Linked DNA regions of Mus musculus: region 2 is linked to region 1. Evidence: chromatin loops called from intact Hi-C (ENCODE). Cell type or tissue: gastrocnemius. All regions are shown on one strand. Each heading gives the region's core, and the rest is flanking DNA. Links, peaks and the distances in the headings are about the cores only. Region 1 holds the start of Myh3 (myosin, heavy polypeptide 3, skeletal muscle, embryonic). Region 2 holds the start of Tmem220 (transmembrane protein 220).

Region 1 (8,329 bases), core at 187-8,186:
CCAAAACTCATATGAAAGTCAGGTGGATGTGGGGCTCTGCTTGTAATCCCTAGCAGAGACATGGGTCCTACCAACATTCTGGCAAACTACAGTAGCTCCAGGCTTGGTGAGAGCCCTTGCCTTAATGCACAAGGTTGAGAGAAAAGACACCCCGTGTCATTCTCAGGCCTCGGCATGCACATATGTGTGTGTGTGTGCAGACAACACATGCAACTCCATACACAGTCACAAAAATACTACATAATTTTAAAAGTCGATACAGTTGTTGCCCAAAAGAGCCATATCCCATGGCTGATATAAATCTGCATTGGCTGCAGAGTCACCTACAGGTACAACTAACTCTCCTGGGTCTGCCCAAAGGGTGACTTTATCCCCTCCACACCAACTCTATCCCTAACAGCTCACCAATCAGCTCAGGTTTCTTGTTGGAGAGAATCTGGTAGAAGATGTGGTAGCTTCTCTCAGCCTTCAGCTGGAAGGTGACTCTGGACTTTTCCAGCAGATCTGGAACAGAAGCACAGGGTCCGTCAGGGTTCACAATGCTCCCCAAGGCTCAGAGGCTCCACCTATCCCAGTGGGCATACTTACAAGTTTCAATATCTGCAGAAGCCAGCTTCCCAGTGGTGCCAAAATGGATGCGGATGAACTTGCCCTGCATAGAGGGAGAAGGAGACCGGATCCTTCCATGACTGGGGAACTTCCTCTGGATTCCTGAGCACTGCCCCTAGAAGCCCTTCCCTCAGTAGTCTTCCCTCCTGTCCCTTCTTCTTCCATTTGGTGTGTCTCCCTCTTCCTGGACTTCCCAGATCTCATTAATGAAATAACCCGAGTGCTAAACGGTGTCATTTCCCTGATTACAGAATCCTTCCTACTGTGCTTAAGACAAAACCCAAAGTCTTCCTCAGGGTTAATGTGCTTGTTAGTGAAGAGTCTCTTCTCCATCTTCTGCCTCCCCACCTGCCACATGGAACCTCTGCAGGAGTGCTCCACACAGCGTCCAACCCTGGGGAGCGCTCTTCCCCTCAACCCTTCCTTACCCTGCAGCTTTGGCTCCCGTACCCAACCCCCCAGAAAGAAAGCCCTTACCGGCCAGCCCTATCTGTTGGGGACCTGGTCCCCAATTTCTCAGTTACAGCCTTGGGGTTTTGAGCCTCACATTCACGTGGCCTGTGCGTTTGCTTTTTTCGCTGTCTCTTCCCACCGGGCGCTAAGTTCCCCAAGCCCCGGCACTAGGACTGTCCCGCAGGCTGAAAAGAAGAGCCTATCAGGGCAGACTCACAAAGCGAGACGAGTTGTCGTTCCTCACGGTCTTGGCGTTCCCAAAGGCCTCCAGCAGGGGGTTAGCGCTGATAATTTGATCCTCCAGCGTCCCCTAAGCAAGAAATCCAGGAGGTAGGGGAAATGCGTTTGTAAGCCACGTAATCCTCATCTAAAGAATCGTCACTGGCTCTGCTTTTCCTGCCTGCCTCGATTCCTGGATGCTCCGGTGACTTGACGACTCAACGACCAATCGACCCACGGTCAACCCCACGCTATCCTTCACGCTCTCCCACCCTAGCCCACGCTCTTTCCTTGCTCCCGTCCCCACCTTCATTTTGGAGTCCTTCTTCTTGGCAAGGTCCCCAGTGGCTGCAATTGTTGCAAAGTACTGGATGACCCGCTTGGTGTTCACCGTCTTCCCGGCCCCGGATTCTCCGCTATTTAGAAGGATGGAAAGACAGAGAAATTAGCCCTGTTCATAAGCCAGCACCTTAAGATGTCATCCAGTGGTCTTCAACACATCTGGCACACACATCAAGGGAATATGAGCCATCACACAGAGGGGTAGAGGACCTGGGCTGCAGTCTTAGTTAATACAAGCATGGATACTAGTAGTTCTCTGAGGCTTTTTTTTTTTTTTAAACCCACCCCCAACCTGTCTTTTCACCAGGGGATTTACTCTAAGCACTGTCTAACGATCAGAGCCGAGGGATACATCCACGGCCCCAGCTGAGAAGTCTCTCTAGGCAGAGATACTCACGTGATCAGGATAGACTGGTTCTCACGATCTGTGAGAGGGGAAGAAAGCAGAGCTGATGGCTGTGCCCAAAGAGTTTCCTACCTGCCATGCAAACTGGGGTTTTAGCTCCTTCTCCCTTGATTTATTTACATGTTTGTTTGTCTGCTTAGTCATAGATGGGGGTTTCCTGAGAACGAGACTCAGAGAAGCCAAGCCCTTGCTGAAAAATGAGGCCTCTTCTCATCCTCTGACCTCCGAGATGGTCAGTCTTTGCTTCTGATCCATAAGAATACGCTCTCCTATGGCCTAACCCATATGTGTGCTAAATGTAAGCCTCATTTCCGTCTTGCCCCTCCTTCTCTAAGGGCCTCACACCAGCGTGCCCCGGAGTCTGTCTAGCGCCCACTCTCTGCACCCATACTTCCTTCTCAAAAACACACCAGTCAGCATGAACTGGTAGGCGTTGTCGGAGATGGAGAAGATGTGGGGCGGAGCCTCCTGGCGTTTTTTGCCTCGGTAGCCGTCCACCACCTCGGGGTTGTACACTGGCAGCCATTTGTAGGGGTTGACAGTGACACAGAAGAGGCCTGAATAGGTCTATGGGAGGGGAAAAAATAATATATATATATGATATGATATGTGTGTGTGTTGCCTTTACTAATATCCCAGGCTTCTTTTGATTACTCATAAAGAAATCATGATTTCTATTGATGAATGAAGTAACTGAAATTCAAGGAAGGAAGCAACCAGTCCTCCCACAACTAATACCATGCTCAGCTTTCTTACTCTTTGGGGCTCCTCCTCCCAACCTTAGCTCCTCCTCCACTTCCCCCCTTTCTACCTCCCTTCCTCCAGCCCCTCCCCTCCCCATCCCATTCATCTCTGGCTTTTCTGGTCATTCACTTCTCTACTTCACCTCCTCTCTTTCAGCCAGATAACAGGAATCTTTGAAGACACCCTCCCCCACTCCTCTGCCCCCCAGCTGATGTCCCAGCATAGCCTGTTGGGTAGTAGCCACTCACGTAGATCATCCAGGACGTGTATCGGTCCTTGAGGTTGTACAGCACAGCGGGCTCGTTCAGGTGGGTCAGCATGGCCATGTCCTCAATCTTGTCAAACTTGGGTGGGTTCATGGCATACACGTCCTCTGGCTTAACCACCAGGGTCTGAAAGGGAAGAGCCTGGGGCTTATCTAATGTTCCCCAGCCATCGGACTGCTGAGGGTGTCTGGCACCCTAGGAGAGACTGCAGTCCAGATGAGCAGAGGAAATGCCTGGTGACAGTGAGGGAAAGTCAGGTTATGATGGCAGGTGGCAGTGGGAAAGTGAGTGGTCTGCTCTCACATAGGTCTATGGGAGAGAAAAAATACATACATACATACATACATGTATATACATATATACATCTATTATATATGTAATATATGTGTGTGTGTTGTCTTTACAATTATCCCAGACTTCTTTTAATAACTCATAAAGAAGCGATTTCTATTGGTGAATGAAATCTACTCAGGACTATTGATTCTGTCTCTCTGTCTCTCTTTGTGTCTCTCTGTCACTCTGTGTGTGTCTTTCTGTCTCTCATTATGTCTCTCTGTCTCTCTGTCCCTCTCTCTCTGTCTCTCTGTCTTTCTCTTGGGTCTGGGGTTGTGGGATGGTGACCAATGTGATGAAGGAAGATTTCTGAGGACTAACTGGGGCGGGGGTGGGGGTGGGGTGCTGTGACACAGAATTGGAGCAAAGGAAGGTGTTTGGCTATAGCGTTGGTTGTCCCTGTAGCTCTCCTACCTGCTCAGAGAAAAGAGCAAGTCTGCAGCAGGGCTGACCGGAAACAACAGAGAATGAGAGAGGCACTGTAGCCCTGGGCTAGTGCCCACAGAGCCTGCTAACTTCACTGCCCTATAGAAGCAGCTGTCCAGCCCTGAGAACCACGCCCCCGTCTCTGTAAAGCCCCCCCCCCCCATCTAGCCCTGAGAGCCACGCCCCCGTCTAGGTAAAGCAGCCATTCAGCCCTGAGAGCCACGCCCCCGTCTATGCAAAGCAGACGTCCAGCCCAGAGAACCACACCCCTCTATGTAGAAGCAGCTGTCCAGCGCTGAGATTCACGCCCCATCCTACTTCCTTTACCACCTTCCCTGCTTTGGGGGAAAAGCCACTGGCCCATCCTTCCCTTTTGCAGTGTCCCTGGAGCTCTGTTTTGAGAGGAAGACTTCCACCTGGGTCTGTCCTCTGTGGAGAGCCTGAGGCCCTGCAGGTGGGGCTGTCAGCCCCTGCCCTCCTTTCTCTTTAGGAGTGACTCTGGAAATAGCCGGTCCTGAGCACTGTGGGCCACGGAGCTATCTTCTTCCCTCCCTTAACCCACTTGGGCCGTGGGCTCTCTTGCCGCTTCTCAGGCATGTTCTCCCTAGAGCCCGTGAAAATCCTACGATGAGTCTAACTCCTGTCTTCTGTCCTGCTCTGGAAGCCCATTCTCAGATTTTAATCTGAGATATGAGGAGACGCCTTCCTTCTGAGAGCTTCCATGTGGGCGCTGCCCATTTTCTCCCTGTCCCACCGAATGACGCCATTTTGTCTCTTGCGTTTTTTCTGCTCCTGTCTCTTCTTCTGCCTCCATCACACACACCCTTACACACGTGGTGGTTGAATGTGGTGATTGAATGCAGGACTTTGCATATGCCAGCCCAGTGTTCTATCACTGAGCCATACCCACAGGTCTTTTGTTTTCTTCCTTGTAACATTTCCAGATTTGGGATTTTCTAAAACCCCAAATTCGTCCCTTCCTCCCACAGAAGATAGCGAACTAAGTTGCCCATCCCACGCCAGATACAGAGAGCCTGGTTCTTTGACCTTGTTGCCTTTTAGGATCCCTTATACATCACCCTTTCTTCCTTGCTTAGATGACCACTGACAGAGTTAGGCAAACCTACAAAGGGTGGGCGTTCTAAAAGCACCCAACCCTTGAGACAGTGAGGCTGGTTCTCTGGCCCAGAACAATACAGTGATAAAAGACACCCAAAATTAAATGCTTTAGCCAGCCACTAGGGGGCCCATCTCTCATCCTTCGACAGAGGCTAGGGCATTTTGCTTTCTCCTAGCGTCTGGGATGCCTGCATTGTTTCAGATGCTGAATTCCAGACCCAGGCTCTGGCTCCTGAAATGAGTGGAGGAGGGGTATATGCTTATGCAAAGCCCTGTGAGTGAGGAGCTTGGGTCAGTGCTGAGAAAGAGAAAGAGCAAGTGCCTTACCCTGCTGTCTTCTGTCTCCACAGTGACTTTCCCATCCTGGCTACTCTTAATTTTCCCCTTGACATATTCTTCCTTTGAGTCAACCACAAAGCAGTAGGTTTTGGCATCAAAGGGCTGGTTCTGAGCTTCGATCCTCTCCTTTTCCGACTTGCGGAGGAAAGGTGCAGCTATGCCAAACACTTCCATCTCGGTGTCGCTACTCATGGTGTCGGCTGCAAAACAAACCACGGGTCAGCCCAGCTGCTCCCTGGGCTGGCAGCTGGCAGCCTCCTGCCCATCCTAGTATCAACCTGCCACCCTGCAATGAATGGAAGCCTCTCAGACGGGGTCAAGGAGGTCTGGCCTGCTCCATGCCCAGTGGCGCTTCACACAAGGGTTCAGCACTGGGAATATAATCCGCTCATATTTGTTGAGTTGCTAATGAATGCCACGGGCTTAGACAGAATCTATTTACTCCAAGCATCTCCATTCTTTCAGCCTGGTGAAGGGGCCTTTGAAATGCCACTTTTGACACTATGTCTTCCTTTTCTGAGAAGCACGGGTAGAGCAAACAGAACATTCAAAATTAAATACCATGAAAAAAAAAAAAGAAGTAAAGGCATTCCATGAAAAAAAAAAGGTAAAAGAATTCCTTAAAGAGAGAATACTAAGCAGAAAATGGCAGAGACAGCTTTGAACTGTTTTGAATCGACATGGTTTCTGCCTCCCATGCTAAGAATAGACTGAAGGCCAGGCATGGTGGTCTATGCCTTTAGTCCCAGAACTTCGGAGGCTGCGACAGGTGGATCTCTGTGAGTCTGAAGCCAGCCTGGTCTACCTAGAGAGTTCAATGCCATCTGGGGCTACACAGTGAGATCCTGTCTCAAAAAACAAAGGAACAACAAACCACCATAGAGAATAGATGGGAACCTCTAGCCGCACCCCTGAGGATGAAGCCTGCACTTCTCCGTTAAGCTCTGTAACTCCTCGGGGGCACAGGCATGAGGGGGCAATGGGTGATCTGGGTTTACCTGAAGACTTCCTGAAGCTCTGGGATGTGGCCCCAATGCTCACCTGAGTCACACCTGCAGGACAGCAGAGAGCAGCAGCAGTTGTGGACGTATGGGACCTGCAAGAGCATGCACACAGAGTTTAGTGGCCACCGTGATGTCTGCTTCTGTGACGAACCAGACCTTGGTGAGGCTCAACTAAGACACACAAAGGACTAGACAGTCAGAAAGATCCTTAGCTCTGAGGCAAGCCCTAGGACTGCAGACAGATCATAGTCTACAGCTAGGCATAACTACCAACTGCCTGGCAGGTTGGCTCCTCCAGCCCACTCTGACAATTTCTTCAGACTGCAAGATCCTTCATTGTGAACAGGGCAGGGATTCTAAATGGACTGAGTCCCTGCCAATAAAAGCTTCTGTTAGCGGGTGGGGACAGGCCTCCTGGTTATCTGAAAATGGAGACGATGCTGAGATTGGCTAATTTAAACCTGTTAAGCAAACATGTAGTCTTGAGGCCACTAAACACCCAGCAGGTATAGCGTCCAGGTAGGAAACACAGAGTCCCCTGTTCATTCTGTGGATCAGAGAGGCAACAGGAGAACATGGAGCCATGGTGGACAGGCCCATGCCTGTCCAACAGGATCCTTCCCAAGCAGAGAAAAGAAAGGGTGGGCAGGACCCCAGCTTCGATGATCTGCTAGAGGCAGTGGGATGCTGGGCTCTTGGGTCTCGCATCTCACTCTACTGTATTCCTTGAGAACGCCTTGAGAAGAGAAAAGAGGCTTGCCTGCTATAACAAAGCCAGGGAGGGCCACAGTCCAGGGCAGTGGCCGAATCAGGTCTAGAAGCAGTAAATGCCACAGAGATACTAGGAAAGTGTAAGACTTACCTCTGACTGTGACAGAGAGAAGCATAGAGGAGAGCTGCCCCCTGGGCTTTTATAGGCCACCACTAACCCCCTGGGCTCATTCTTCCTCTATATTTGGAAAGAGAATGACTGACACCACAGGCTGAGAACTGGCCCCCTCCACACGTATTTTTCGCCGTTGCCAAGGGAAAAGTATATATAGAAATGAGCAGGGTCCGAAACCATTTTTTCCAACTGTAGAAAGCTGGGAATTTGAGATGCCTTGCTCTGTGAACTCAGGGCTGTAGCTTCTCCACCTAGCACAATGGGATCTCCTTTGCTTTAGGAGCCCCTACCTGGCTCCATCCTGCAGGCCATCCCACCCTGAAATCAGCTGAAGCCACTACCACTTGGGAACAGGGGACACACAGTTGTGCTATTTGCTTAGAAAGCTCATCGAAGATAAAGTAGAATTGAACTTGTTGAAGTCCCCTCACGGTTATGAGCCAAACTCTGTAAAACTTGTGCAGTTGGATTATAGTTTTTTTTTTCTCCTTCTCCATCTCTCTCCTTCCCCTCATTACTTTCTGTCTCATTACTATAATTATTTACTTAATCCTTTCTTAAGCACTAGCAGGACCAACAAGCAAGTAAATGACAGGGAGCTATGCCACCAGCCCATGTTCACAGTGACAGCTGCTTAGGGGCCTGTGGTTATCAAGACATATTACCAATTAGGAAAGGCCAGCTGCCAGCCTAGATAGGGGGCGAGGGGAACGGTAGTGGCCTGAAGAGAAAGGGGGGATGGGTATCGCCTAACAGATGCTGTCATTTCTAAATCAGGACTGGAAAATTAAACCTTAACAAGAGAATTAAGGTACAGTTGACATTTTTGTCCATTTCCATTCCTCTCTTTCCTGGTCCAGTCTTTGTGGTGAGGGTCTGAGTTGTATGGGGTCATGGTTGTTCATTTAATAGAGAACTTCATGCCAATACATCCCATTTGAGAATATGGACTGTCCTCTTACAGCCTACCCATACACTGGTAAGGGAAGAAGGGAGAAAGCAGGACCAAAGTCTTCATAGGGACCATTATTTTTTTCGAGACAGGGTTTCTCTGTGTATCCCTGGCTGTCCTGGAACTCACTTTGTAGACCAGGCTGACCTCGAACTCAGAAATCTGCCTGCCTCTGCCTCCCAAGTACTGGGATTAAAGGCATGCACCACCACCGCCCGGCCATAGGGACCA
Region 2 (8,329 bases), core at 57-8,056, 52 kb after region 1:
CATGTATGTATGCATGTGTCTCTTTCTGTCTCTCTCTGTGTATGTGTGTGTGTATGTGTCTCTCTGTCTCTCTGTCTGTGTATCTCTCTCTCTGTCTGTGTATCTCTCTCTCTCTCTCTCTCTGTGTGTGTGTGTGTGTGTGTGTGTGTGTAGGCCAAAGATTGACATTGACTGTATTATCAGTCTGTAGTTGCTCTAAGATTTATTTTTACTTTACGTGTATGAGTACTAGCTAACATGTATGTAAGAGCACCACATGTATACCTGGTGTTCTATCGTTTCAGCCATAAAATACCCCCACATATTTTTCAAAGAACTTATGTCCTACAAAGTATATTCTTTGAACGTGGTGTGATCAACGTGGAGACCATTAACAACGATGTACATTTGGAAATTTCAAATACAGTTGAGTCAAAAAATTTATTTTATGTGTGTGAGTGTTTTGCCTACATATTTGTCTGTGTGCCACTTGTGTGCCTGGCTCCTGTGGAAGCCAGAAGAGGACCTCAGATCCCCTGGGCCTGGAGCTAACAGATGTCTATAATCTACTGTGTGGATGTTGGGAATTGAACTCAGGTCCTTTGGAAAAGCAGCCAGTGCTCTTAACCTCTGAGCCATCTCTCCAGGCCCTGATCCCTTGGTTTTTACTGATATGGTGAACTTACTTGGATGAGCTGTGGCACAGGGCCATCCATGCTGTGACAATCACCAGGCCAGACAGCTCCCTGGAAAACACCGTGTTTCACATCATGAAGTGGCTCCTGCCTCCACCCCCCACTGCACATCACTCGCAGAGGTGCAGCCCCTCCCCCAAACAGACTGAGGCTTCATTCGTGGTTAGTGTCATGTTTTTTAAAGGGAATCGGTGCTCTGCATCGACTCAAACAAATATGAAATCTAAACACTGTGAGAGCTGAGGGAGACGGCAGGGAGAGTAGCTGTGGTGCTCATCAGACTAATAATGTTAAGGAAAATGTGCTTGTGGAGTTGTGTGTCAGGGATGTGTGCCTCTTGCATTAACTGAAGAACAGGCCTGTTGTCACTGTCACTGGAGGCTCTACTTCGAGTCCACCCTGATTCCTGGGCTTCAAAGCTGGAGGTGACTCAACCCATCTAGTGTACATCCCCATCTGCAGGTCCAGCTTGGCCATCTCTCCAGATTACATAGGTTAGAGTCCAGAACAAACCACACCCTGTCAGTGGCACCTAACATGCAAGTCTCTGGAGCATTGTGCCAGCAGACACCAGAAACAGGGTAGAAAAAAACAGAAACGGTCTCTTAGTAAGGCTGGGAGCCAAACAAAGGAAGGGTAATAAACTAGGACTAAATGGTTCTGACCAAGAGAGGGGATGGCATGTGACACATTAAGCAAGGCTGGCAGAGACTGCCCTGAGTGACTCAGGATGCTGTCCCCAGCTTATCAGACTGGAGCCTTACTGTACTATGTACGCTCTTGCTAGTTACAGGGAGGTCAAGGTTCACCTGCACGAAAGTAATGTGGAATTGGTACGGCTATGAGAGCTGGTATGATGGAGTGCAGGAAGCAATGCCAGGTTTGAAGTCACACTTTCTTCACCTGATAATGGCTGTTACTGTCCCTGCTCCTCCTAGTACAGTTGGGGGAGCTATAGCATCATCATGCACCGGGAAGCTGCTGTCGTAAAGAATGAATGACTCAGGTCTGCCCCACCCCTCCAAAGGGCAAACACCCCTGCTCACCTGCCTTCTTCCTCATTTAGGAGGTTCTGCTTTGCGTGAAGCAAGAAGTGGTACGCCAAGCCGCCAGCCCACAGCGCACAGAACAGCATGTGTATCGCAGACACACTCTTCCAGATGAAGTTGCCTACAAACGGATGATCCTGCGGCTGTTAGTCAGGTCGGATCCAGAAGGAGGCGCTGGCGTTCTTCTCTCATACTTGCTTTATAATACTTCATTTTCTTTGGAGAGCCACCCTTCCCACGCCACTTGCCCCTGTCACTGGCACCTGGCCTCTCCACTTTCTGTTGCTTAGCTTGGTGGAATAATACGTGTGAGCTTATGCAAAGAGGCATGAAGCACGTGCTTGCGTGTAAGATTAGCTTGCACCAAATAGGGGAACACATAAAAGCACACCATACATTGCTGTAAGAACTAAGCGCAGGGAGATTGGAAGGGGAAACATGTACTAATGAAAAATGTAGAGGTGTATTACAGACACGTTAGGCACTTTCTATACACAAGTGACAGTTTCTATACATACATTGTGACTGCATTTCAAAGAAGAAAGTAGTTAGCAACAAGAGTGGTGTTTCTCTAAAAATATGTATAAATGTATAAAAATATGTATAAATTATAAAATATGTATAAATAAATGAGCTGATCTGGATTAGAAAGAAGAAAACTATGCAACAGGCAATGATTGCCCCCGAGTCCGAGAAGACATGATTGCCACGGTGATTGCTGCCCGTCTGATCTAACATTAGCTGGAGCTTTAAGAAGCCAGTGTAGAGACCAAACTCTTCTCCCATATGAACTCAGTCTCTTTACAGATGGTTGTGAGCCACCATGTGGTTGCTGGGAATTGAACTCAGGACCTTTGGAAGAGCAGTCAGTGCTCTTAACCACTGAGCCATCTCTCCAGCCCAAACTCAATCTCATAAACAGCAATGGGTGCCAGAGGTCTCGAATCATAGTTGATAATGGTTAGTATGCCCAGAGCTGGGCAAGTCTCCCTAGGATGGTCTAGGACCGAGACTGGAGGTGAAAAGGAACGACTCATTATCAGAAGCAAGGTGAGATGCCTGGAACCCTGTTTCTCTTGGGAGTTGGTCAGGTAGATTCCCACTGTTCTAAGAACTCCGATTTGCTGAACCTTCGTGTAGAATCTGCCATTCATACCTGTGACAAGAGGATTAAACCCAACAAGCAGGGTAAGCACTGCTGGGATCATGTACACCACCTGTTAACAAAAAGGAAGTGTGAGGGTGAGGAGGGGTGCTCAAACGTGGGGGCGTTAGCCCAGTCTCGACCATCCTCATCCCCAGAACCGAAGACAGGAGTATACTCAACATGTGATACATTCCAGACCATCTAGCAAATAAAAGTGTGGTCTGCAGTCCCCAAGCTGAGGGATTTTCCTCTGTTTCAGTAAGTCACGGAGGATGTGGTAGTTCTGCTAGTATGACCTCATCACCGCATCACCTCCCTCCATCAGCTCTTCCAGGAGATGCTTCGGACCCCCAAGCTGTAACTCTGAGCAGTGTTTCATCAATGCTGGCCTCCCAGTTTCTCCCAAGCAACTTCCATACCCAGGGTGACCGTCCTTGATTACATAAAAGAGCATCCTCTGAAAATACAGTTCATGGATGGCCAGATGGCCCTGCTAGGCTGGACCCCCCCATGGACCATGTGACTCAGTATTCCAGTTGTACACGTGAGGTCACAGAAAGCATCCAAATGATGTGTGGGTCTGACATGCCCAGTACTGAGACAAGGTTGTTCATTTAGGAAACGGAATTGGAAAGACTGGCCCTGAAAAGGTCCCATTCTCGAGCTTTATTGTAAGAAACAGACTCTGGCGGTGTGTGTGTGTGTGTGTGTGTGTGTGTGTGTGTAGCCGAAGGCAAGAAGGGAGAATAGATTCATAAAACTTGGAGACTTTCCAAGACAGGGGGCTACTTCACCATAACAGTTTCAGTGTGTAGAGCAGAAACCTTCAGTCTCTTTGGAAATGACCAGAAGAACTGTTGTTTCAAGTGGCTGGTTTTCACCTTGGATCTGAAAGTCTGTGTTAGTGTTTCCTGCTCCATCCAAGCTGGTGACTGGAATGTCAGCCAGTTGATACCTGCAAGTCAGGTTGTCTCTGACAGAGGGGCAGGCATGCTCCTTGAGGGTCTTTAGCATGGGTCTTGTGCTGAGCGGGGAGGTCTGTAGTAGGTCTCAGCGTGCTGTCTTTCTGACAAGTCCCTGGATAGAACACTGCTGCTCTTCCAAGGACACACTTAAGGGGTGAGGGGCCACGGGTGAGACCCATTCCACACGGATAACTATATGATTCAGCTACTCGGGAGTGAGGCAGACAGAGGCAATCAGAGACAGAAGACCATTAATGAGCACACACCATACAATACCCAACGGTGCTCTGTGGGAAATGTTCTGCATAGATTTTAAAAATGTGCACGCAAATGTCTGCATGTCTGTCTCAACACTACACAGCCTTATTCTACTGCTTTATATGAAGAAATCGATCCTTTGAGTCTCTCACAGCAACTGTGATATAATAATCCGTATGAAAATGCTTTGCCCTGTCGATAATCGGAGAAGATGAAAAAAGCTGGGGGTGGAGAGATGGAAAAGAACTGCTTCTAGTACACACGTTACAACAATGGTAGCCCACGACTTTAAACCCAGCATTTGGGAGGCAGAGGCAGGCTAATCTCTGAGTTTAAGACCAGCCTAATCTACAGAGTGAGTTCCAGGACAGCCAGGGCTACACAGAGAAACCCTGTCTTGAAAACCAAAAATGAAACAAAACAAAAAAACAAGGCTCAGTAAAAATATGAACCCGGTATAATTCACTTATAATGTTCTCTTCTGATACTTTTGGGATTTAGTAAATGCAGTTAGCTTATTAATTTATGAATGAATGCGTGTGCATCTGTGTATATGCATGTGTGTAGGATCTAAGTGGTAGTGGTCAGAGGACACCTCTGTGGAGTCCATTCTCTTCATGGGTCCCTAGGACCAAAATCAGGCTTTAGGCTTCTGGGCAAGCAACTTTACCCACTGAGTCATTTTGCCAGTCCTTCATTATTATTATTATTTTTAACCAATGGAAAAACTAAAGGTATCATAGTATCCACTTAACAGAATTTAATTTGTAAAGTCATTGAGTACCCTGGACTTGTCCCTAATTCTCATCCATTGCAAAAATGGTCATGTCCAGGAATATAGGTAAGGCGGTGTCTCCCAGGGCCAAGTTAATGCCATACAAGGCATTTTAACAAGGTATGGTTGCATATAAATCACACCGAGACTCTAATAACAACACGGCATGCTGATTTGTGCAAACCAAATGCCACCTGTCCAAGGGACTTCTTGGGAAACATTTTGTCTGTAACTGGAGGGATGGAAGCCCAGGAGGAAACCTATCTCGCTCCTGCTTTGACTCCTCACGCATTGGGTATACTCCTCTGGGGCTTAGAGAGGTCTGCAGCTGCAGAAGCTATTCAATAAACATGAGGAAGGCTGAGAAGAGAAAGCCCTATTCCTTCATGCCACTCTTGACCACCAAGTGACCACCAGAGTTTCTTTCTTTCTTTCTTTCTTTCTTTCTTTCTTTCTTTCTTTCTTTCTTTCTTTCTTTCTTTAATTATGGAACGCTTCGTTTCTTACGTGATATGTTCTGTATTTCTATAACCTGTTGTTATAATCCACATCCCAGTATTTGCCTCTGTGATGCAAGTAGCCTCCATGAACAAGGTACAGCAGGGACTGTGGGAAGGAGCTGGGCGAAGACCTAGTTTCCAAAGTGCAGAAAGCAACATAGTACTGTTCATCTGTGCATCCATTCCTTCTGTACTTCCCTCGGGAGGATCTTTACGAGGAAACTTTATACAAGGCTCCTAAGAAGATGGAGACCATGTCCCTGTCCTTCTGGAAGCTGGCTGCCCAGAGCATCAGCCAAAGGAGTTATTGCTACAATAAGAGATCAGGAAGGATGGTCAGATCCTCCTGGAAAGAGGCAGAGCGACTGAGATGGCATCTGAGACAGTCCTGGGAGCCTGGGCACACAGCAGCAGGCAGGCTAGGGGCAAGGCCCATTTGCCATCATTTCTGGACTAGACTCCAAAGACAATGCTGGAAATGTGGGATGGGCCATGCTATGGTGGGGCTAAAGACCAAATGGAGGAGCTCCGACTTAGCTTGGGAAACAACAAAGGGTTTGAAAGCGGACAGTGTTGTAGAGGCAGAGGAGGCAGGAGGCAGATAGAAGAGTTATAAGGCTGTCTTCAGGGGAAGTAAGGGAGGGCTGAGTGGGAACGAGCAAAGGTAGGGTACTCAGGCACTGTGCATGTACCTATGCCTAGAATGGATGCTGCTGAATTCTTTTTTTACTTTTGACAGCATCTCAGGGCAGTGATGTTAAAGGCAACAGGTATTGAGTGAAGATGCCTAGTAGCTCTGCTGAGAACAGAAATTGCTGGGTCAGTCAGGAGGTGGACGAGGCTTAGGGAGGAGGTGTTCTGTGGGATCCCAGACAGGTTTCACAGAGCAGCATGGTGGTGCTGGTGGCTATTTGGAGCCATCTTTTAGAGAATCAACATGGAGCTTCCTGAGGGGATATATGAGATATGATTGTGAACTCAGGCTATGGAGCAAAATGCTGAGGAGGTCATCTAATTTGGGGAGAGGGGACTCTGGATAACAAGCAGTTTCAGGCCATGGTTCTACTGCACCAACATTCAAACCAGGCTAGAACTCAGCTCTGCATTCCTGGTGTTCTCACTCACTGCTCTCTATACAGTGAACACTGTCCCCAAACCCAAGAATGAGTTTCTCAGTGATACTGTGCAGTCTGCCTCCAAGACGGTCTATTGTTGTCTGAGAACAAAAGTCACAGATGGATATAACCGGCACACATCCTTGTTACGGCTGTCATAAAGGTTAGCATAATGTATGTCAAATGACTAGCATGTTGTAAGTCCTTAGCAAAGACAGGAGCTCTTACTGTCATGCCCGGTGTAGTCATGGGAAGTGGGAGTCGCTGGTATAAGCTCTCTCTGCAGAAAGACTTTCGTGTCTACAGAAAGTTCAGAATTCACATCTCCATCAGTTATATGATCAGAGTGATTTCCCCCTCCGATGCGAAAAATTAGGGACATGAGCTCACAGAGGTATTAATTTCTGGGTTTTAGACAAGAGTCCCAGGATCAGAGTGTAGTCGTGTCAAATGGAGGAACGTTTTGCAAGTAGCTCATACTCACCACCCACAACTCTGCATCTGGATCGTTTACCTAGAATGTCAAAACGTCAAGGTGTTAGCTCACATTAGATCCATGTATCCTCTGTCTGGTCTGGCCTTGTGTTTACTATTCATTGCGAAGAACTAGGCGCTACAATGGGCTCAGGGTACATAACACCATGAGCTAGTTTAGCAGTCTGCACATCCCGATGGCAGCAGGGACTCTCCTCTCGGTTGAACACAACAGGTAGATCTAACCACCCAGCCATGCATCTTTTGAAAATAACTGCTTGGGATTTCCTAAGAACTATTATAGTGTATATGAAAATCCTAGGTCCCAAGATACGAGGGCAGTCACCCTGAGGATGATCAGGAAGAGGTCTAGGAAGGGTAAGGATGCTGTCTATTCTATTTCCACTTTCCTCCCAGGCGCTAAAACCCATCTCACTGAGGCTGAAGATTCGAAAAGGTGTCAGAGCTGCGGTTCTGGGCCCCTTTCTAAGTGACCGGCTGCACAAACTTGCACGCGGGGCCGCTAGGTCAAGCTCTGAGTGCGTTGCCTAACTACACATATTCATCCATGTTCTTTCTGCTTGAAAGGACTCTGTGGGTCCCAATTCGGCTCCACCCTGAGAACTGGTCGCCCAGGCTTCGCGGTCCCTCTGCCAGCCCTCCTCAGCCCGCCTGACCTGCACCACAGCGGCCAGGGCGAAGAAAGCTGCCATGAGTGCGTTGCAGGCCCGCCACAAGCCGGGAGCCCAAGTAGCCACTGCTGGCGCCATGACCTGGAAGCCGGAGGAGCAGGACAGGCCCCAGAGGGGCGTGGCCAGAGGGCGAGGCTGGGCTAGCGGGGCGGTACCCAGGAGGGGCGGGGCGTAGTAGGTGGGGGAGGGACAAGGGGCAGGGCTCAGACAGCGGGAGCGGGGATACAAGGGCGAGGCGAGCCCTTCTTCCCTCCCCGCCCTCCTCAGGTCTAGAACGGTCTTGCGGCGCTCTCTAGTGGATAAAGTGTATCATTGGCATGTGCCTTTCTTTTCCCTTATTCTTTCTCTCATTAAAAAAGCAAATGAAGCCGGGCGTGGTGGCGCACGCCTTTAATCCCAGCACTCGGGAGGTAGAGGCAGGCCTGGTCTACAAAGTGAGTTCCAGGACAGCCAGGGCTACACAGAGAAACCCTGTCTCGAAAAAACAAAACAAAACAAACAAACAAACAAACAAACAAAGCAAATGAAAGAAACAAAACAAACACAACAGAACAAACCAGAAACGCAAATGAAGAAGAGAAAGGAAAAGAAAAAGGACGCGCTAGCGCGCGTGTTCTGGTTAGGTTTTGTTTTTGTTTTTGTTTTTCCGTTTTCTGTGAAAGGGTCCAGTGGCTGTCCTG

The links. A loop is a pair of places that touch in the nucleus more often than their neighbours do. Peaks named below come from ENCODE experiments on the same cell type or tissue, not always from the same donor. Only the 100,000 strongest peaks of a DNase experiment are listed, where the experiment ranks them.
Region 2: a loop joins it to region 1, with 6 times the contacts of the local background. A loop is called at or near these places in 36 of 42 quality-filtered maps.

The regions. Positions count from the first base shown.
Region 1 is chr11:67,077,118-67,085,446 of GRCm38, reverse strand. It overlaps Myh3 (myosin, heavy polypeptide 3, skeletal muscle, embryonic), which reads right to left and starts at 7,147. Exons shown (of 41, transcript NM_001099635.1): 1 at 7,123-7,147; 2 at 6,298-6,308; 3 at 5,245-5,456; 4 at 3,022-3,165; 5 at 2,440-2,596; 6 at 2,021-2,048; 7 at 1,589-1,697; 8 at 1,280-1,372; 9 at 589-652; 10 at 406-504. The coding sequence starts at 5,448. In gastrocnemius, for the core only: a CTCF peak has its summit at 5,026 (motif pointing right); DNase peaks (open chromatin) are centred at 5,050 and 7,823.
Region 2 is chr11:67,024,577-67,032,905 of GRCm38, reverse strand. Tmem220 (transmembrane protein 220) reads right to left here and starts at 7,752. Exons shown (of 6, transcript NM_001291042.1): 1 at 7,635-7,752; 2 at 6,968-6,997; 3 at 2,880-2,940; 4 at 1,721-1,844; 5 at 666-725. The coding sequence starts at 7,727. In gastrocnemius, for the core only: a CTCF peak has its summit at 7,951 (motif pointing left); a DNase peak (open chromatin) is centred at 7,811; H3K4me3 peaks cover 1,041 bases; H3K27ac peaks cover 735 bases.